2 separate regions of the Homo sapiens genome follow, and region 2 is linked to region 1. A link is a contact called in ENCODE Hi-C data. All regions are on one chromosome and are shown on one strand. Each heading gives the region's core, a stretch centred on a gene start or an enhancer-like site at or near the end of the contact. The rest is flanking DNA. Distances are from core to core; before and after follow the strand shown. Region 1 holds the start of MYLK (myosin light chain kinase). Region 2 overlaps KALRN (kalirin RhoGEF kinase).

The links. A loop is a pair of places that touch in the nucleus more often than their neighbours do. Pooled maps may share reads with other maps.
Region 2: a loop to region 1 is called in a pooled map, with 8 times the contacts of the local background. The contact joins the enhancer-like site here to the promoter of MYLK in region 1. A Hi-C loop is called at or near these places in 2 of 168 maps with a recorded cell type or tissue (GM12878 and HCT116), 3 of 37 single-sample maps with no recorded cell type and 13 of 50 pooled maps.

What each region holds. Positions count from the first base shown.
Region 1 is chr3:123,882,918-123,885,764 of GRCh38, reverse strand. MYLK (myosin light chain kinase) reads left to right here and starts at 1,433. Exons shown (of 34, transcript NM_053025.4): 1 at 1,433-1,559. It also overlaps a transcript of CCDC14 not described here. RefSeq lists a silencer at 1,394-1,553.
Region 2 is chr3:124,074,616-124,077,519 of GRCh38, reverse strand. All of the region lies in intron 1 of KALRN (kalirin RhoGEF kinase), which reads right to left. Among named protein-coding and RNA genes, the nearest start is that of KALRN, 43 kb to the right of the region's middle. Within about 2 kb of position 1,604, at least 3 of the 41 ENCODE cell types and tissues checked have a DNase peak (open chromatin) inside an H3K27ac peak, as active enhancers do.

The sequences.
Region 1 (2,847 bases), core at 184-2,683:
TAACCTCAAAAAAGAGCAAACACCAGACATCATGATCATGTACCTCTTGAAGAAAAGAACACACAACCATCTATAATCTTACAAAAGACATCAAACTTCAGTCTGAGGAAGACCCTGGATCAGCTGCCAACTTGCTGTCAATACAGAGGACAGAGAAACATGCTGAATTGCCTCATGAATGTGCAACCCCCAGACTCTGGAAAACCTCACAGATCAAGGGCTTAAGTTATTTAACAAATAATTGTAAGGAAAAGACTGAAAAGGCAAATCAAATTAAAAAAAAAAAGAGTGGGGGGAGGGGTAAGGTGCACCCTTGGAAGATACCAAGAAAAACAAAAGCAGCAGAAGTGACTACATGAAAGTCAGGTTAGTGGTTACTTTTGGGAGGAGGGAGAAAGGGGGTTGTCATTGAGGTAGGGCACATGGAGAGGCTCCTGGGGTGGCTGGCAGAGTTCTATTTCTTGATCCAGGTGGTGATTACAAGGATGTTCCCTTTATAATAATTCACTAGTCTATATATCTATATATTTGTTTTTTGTGGTTTTCTGTATTTATGTTTTATTTTACAATTAAAAAATTTTTAAAAACACTCCTTAACCTGCAGTAAACAGTTTTTTTAAAAAAAACAAAAGAAGGTCCAAGTGAAGAGATCAGAAGCTATAAAATATTTCATATTGGGTGCAAACTAAATATAAAGCAAGCCAAAACCAGAAACACCTCCTCCCCCTCCCCTCCCCCCCCTCCCCTTTCCCCTTTTTTAATTTAAAGAACTTTGTAGGTATCTTCCAAACCAATGAGAGATTCTTAACACACACAAAGGGAGGATGTCAGAGGAACCATGGGGCTGAGTTGCACCACTGGAGGATGTCTGAAAAAAACTACATAGACAACCTTCCAGCACTAAAACTTTAGCCCCATGGTTCCGCTGACATCTTCATTTTACAGATTAGAAAACTGAGGCCCAGAGGCAGCCAGTGTCTCATGCACGCTCACGAAGCTAGCATCAGACCCCGACCTAAGGCCTAGGTCTCCCAGTGTAGGACTAAGACACGCACCAAGACAGTACCAGCCCGCTGACCGCCGCCTGCGAGGAGTTAACTGGGGCGGTGCAGGATAAGTGCGAGGGGGGCCCGGGTCTGGCGCTAGGTTTGGCTGCGGATTCTCCGCTCCGGACTCCGAGGCAGAAGGCGGGTGGGCGTGGCGGGAAGGGCAGCAGGTCCACTCCCCGAGCGCTATGCAAATGTCATGCAAATCAGTGCATGGGGGCTGGAGCGGGTGGTTTGAGTCCTGACCCCGTAGCGCCGCGCTCTCACTCGCTCTCCTCAGCGCGCGTCCGCTCTCCGCTCTCCCACTTGCTCTCTCTCTCGCCGGTTCGCTCACCCCCGCCCCGCCCCGCCCCGCCCCGCCCTGCCCAGTCCCGGACGCGCCTCGCGGGCTCCCCGCGCCGCCCGGTCGGCAGCAGGGCGCTGAGCGAGCTCGGAGCCCGCGCTGTGCGCCTGCGGCCGGGGCGCCCCGCCGAGCGCCGGTGCCCCGGCTCCCGGGCCGCCTTCGCCGCGCGGGTGAGTGAGCCCGCCCCATGCTTTTGTCCAGGCGCGGGCCCTGGAAGTCAAGGCTCCGAGGGTGGGAGTTCTGGGTGGGGGCTGGGACCCCCACCGTCTGTGCCTCCCGACTCCCCTAATGGAGAGGGGCCCCGGGGTGCGGCGAGGAGTCAGGGGCGTAAGGAGACGACCCCAGTGACGCCAGGCTGCACGAGTTTTCTTTTGGGGAGATGAAGTGCTTGGGGACACTGATGCGATTGCCTTTCTAGGAATCATCCGAAGGGGGTGCCTTTGATTTGAGGGGCGGAGGAGAAGCGGACCCTTCTCCCAGCTCCCAGACCCTCGCTAGAGGACTCGGTGACGGCCTCTGGGAAGGGGGTGCCACGTGAAGGTCCTTCCAGCCCAAATGTGATTCCGGGAAGGTAGGGCGGGGAAGGCGGCCCGCGAGTGCCAGACCTGGCCATCCCAGGCGAAGCTGGGGCGCGGGCTTTGCAGACTTGTTCCTACTCCATACTCCTCATTTAAGCTCCTTACCTCGCTCTGCCTCCTTCGCGTTAACTGGGGTCCCATTGTTGAGGGACCTTGTTCGCCGATGATTGCAGTTGGAAAGTTTTGGATAAACTTCTCAGGAGATGTGAGTTGTCAATGGTTGAGGTAGACCCCTCCCTGGAACTTATGGAACTAAAACCCTTCAAGACCCAAAGGACTGAATTTCTAGGAGTGGCATTGCAGATGTGAAGATGGGCTGATGGGGAAATGGTTTCAAGGATATATATTTTTTTTAGATTGGGGTGTGTGTGTTGGGGTGCGGGGCACTTTCTATTTCGTAGCCAGAAGGAGAAGACCCAGCTCTACTAGAGTCTAGAGGGAGTAAAATTAGCTGTTGTGATTCAGGGAGCTGGGTGGGTGTAGGGAAACACCTGGGCAGTGGGCATGATGCCAGACCTCAGGCCGTTGGTTTTTACCATCCCTCCTCTCCCCAAGTGCAAAGACCAGAGTATATGCAATGACCCGCCCACCCCACAGCCTTTGAGAGCCTGCCCTGGAGCTGCATCCCCCTTCCAAGAGAGGCTGTGTTCTTCTCCACCTGAATGGAATACTTTTTGTCAAAATGCACTTATCAATAAATTATTTCCAGATGGTGGGCTTAGGAGGACCATTTGGGGAACCCCGCCCACACTTCAAAGAATCAGGAATCAACAATGCAAGTCTCTGGGAGAAGTGTAGGTGCATCTGGTGACTTTACTAGGTTCCTACAAGGCATTTAGGGTTCTAATAGAACTGTTTTCTTTTCTCTTAAATTCTTGAC
Region 2 (2,904 bases), core at 355-2,854, 190 kb before region 1:
TTTGGAAGTGGCCCTGCATATGTGCATGCCATGGGAAAGAGTAGGAATGAATGAGTGGCCCTGCATATGTGCATGGCATGGGAAAGAGTAGGAATGAAGAGTAGGAATGAATGGCCTTAAGTCCTCAGGAGCCCCAAACCAGGGGGCAGCCTAAATCCTCTCCACTCTTTTCCTCTCCCTAAGCATTGCTGCTACCTGCAAAAGCTTCCTGACTTCCCTGAGCCTTCCCACCCATCTGGGGCATCTGAGCTCAGCAACTCACAAAAGCAGAGGGATAATAATGCGACATGAGACATCACACAACCATGTCCACCCAGGTCTACTCTCCTCTGGCCAGCCTGACCCAGCGCAGACAATGTCTGGTCCCAAACCAGCACCAAGAAGTGGAATAGCAGCAGACAGGAGTTAGAGGCCACAGGTAGTGATTCTGACTCCTTCACTGACTCCCTGTAACCTTGGACCAGAAGCTTAACTTCTCTGGATCTGTTTCCTAATCTGTAAACCGAGGAGTTTGAACCAGAATCAGAAGCTGCAAACTAGGGGCACACAGGACAAACTCATCTTGTGAATGGACTCTGACCAACACAATGTCTTTTAATTAGCTTCAACATTTAAAAACTGGGCCACTTCACAAAGAAAGTGCATATTTGCCGCTGTTCTTGAAGCAGGAAGGTCTGGCAACATGGAGCCCACATTCCTACATGGCATCAATCAGCTGGGGCTGAGTGGCTGCTGGGACACCACCCTCCAGTTTGCCACAGTCCCCACCACCCCTACTGTCCCTGATTGCTGCCACTCATCATCTATACATGGGTCATTATGATCTTTTATGCTAATGGTCTGGCCCCTGTAGGGAACTGAGTTCACAACCTCTAGAGAAAATGATCTAAAATATCATCATTGCAAGACTCAGGAGTTGGGGACATTAAACAGAAGCACAGAGGAGTTGGGAGTGATTTTCCCTCAATGGAAGATGCGGGCTCCTCCGAGGAGCAAGGGCTTGCTACAGCGGATGAAGGTTCATTAACACGTGTGTCAGGCCTGCCCACCGCCCCACACCACACCCTCAACAAGGCACAAGGCCAGATGACATCAGCCTTGGACACAGTCAGAGAAGCCCCATCATGAAGCAATTTGCTTCCCCAGCCACTCTAATTTAACAATTAGCTTAACAACTCTGGTCAGGCACTTGCTGCTGGAGTGGAGAAATGATCCTGATCAGCAGAAGCTTCAGCCTAGAAGCTTTAGGAACTCCCTTCCTATCCCCCCACCCTAGCTGCCCTTGCTTCCCTTGGGTCTGCATCTCCTGCTCACACAGATAGATATTCTAAATATCTCCAAAGAGGTTTCACCTTCTCCTTGAGCTTCCCAATTGGGCTCCTTAGAAACTTTCCAGCAAAATTAGTTTCTCCTGCTGCCACTTCAGCCCATTCTCTTAGTCTGTCCTGCAGAGATTCTGGCCTCATCGCAGGAAGCACGTCAGGCCAGTAGCGAGATGGCGTGTGGAAGGAAGCCTGCACATAGGCCACACGCAGAGACAGGGGTATACTCACAAGGCTGGCGACCTTGGGCCGTCCTTGGTGCAGATCCTGACTCAGAGCACAAGCCTCAGAAACAGAGTTTGCCCTGACTCAGACAGCATGCTCAGCTCCGCATCTGCATTGCCAAAAGGCCTCTTGGTAAGAATGCACAATACTCCCTCTCTACAGCTTGTGCTGCTCCTGCCTCAAGCTGCACCCCAAACCCGAATGCCAAATTTCAGAGAAAGAGAGCGAGATTATTAAGGGGACGTCAAAAGGAAAACTTTATAAAGTCACAGTCTATTATTTTTAAATACAGTATTAGAATTCCAGGATAGATGGGGTGAAGCCAGCACCTAAAATAGCAGACCCTCAAGAAAGCAAACATCCCTGCATGACCAGATAGAGATTTCACAGAGAACCTGGAGAAAGAAATGGCTCATAAAAATGGAACAACAACCAGGAAACTAATCAGACCAAAAATAAACCTGAGAGATGCCAATGCCAAGGTCAACCCCAAAGGTTATTTTGTTCCAATGGGGCCAAATCAGTGGAACCAGTTGATGATACTCTTAGTACAAGTGGTGTCCTCAAGAATGAAAATCCTTCCCAACTTGCCCTCCTTGATGGACAGGAGCGAGGTCAGGGTTGAAACTGCAGTGAGGGCATGAGAACCCGACTGACAAATGAAGTGTAAATAAATCACCAGAACCATATGGCACCCACCTGGGAGTCCTAAAGGAATTCAAGGGTGAAATTGTGGCGAGGCTGCCCAAAATGTGTAACCTCTGATTACAAAGTCACTCATGCTCTAGAACTGGCAGAGTGCCCATGTAGCCTCCATTCATATGAAAGGATCCAGGGAGAATTCTAATTTTCATACCAGGAAAGTAGGCAGGACATAGCTTAAGAATAGGACTACTGAGCATGCAAGCAAGCATGATCTATCAAAGAAAAAGACAGTATGGCTCTTACAAAAGCAAAGCTTGTTTGTAATAGTTTTTCAGAGAGTAAATATGAATGCGAACTAATAAAAATCTGTCCATTTACATAAATTTAATTTACATAAAATTTCCAAGATACTATAGTAAAAAGCTTTTTAAAATTGAATAACAATGCAACAGGAAAAACACTTTTTCAGTAAACTACTTGGAGGCCAGAAACAAAATGAAAAAATATACTGACATGTCTCCAAATTAAAGAAAGTTTAAAAGTGGGGTTCATAAGCCATCATGACACTAGAACTTGTCTTATATAACATTCTTATAATCTGTAGGAGGGAGCTAACGTGAGGTACTCTATGGAGCTACACTTTTCCAGGCAGGAGAAAGAAACGCTGATCAAGAGAAATGATAGGACAGTCTTTCCAGGTTCTAAGAGTTGA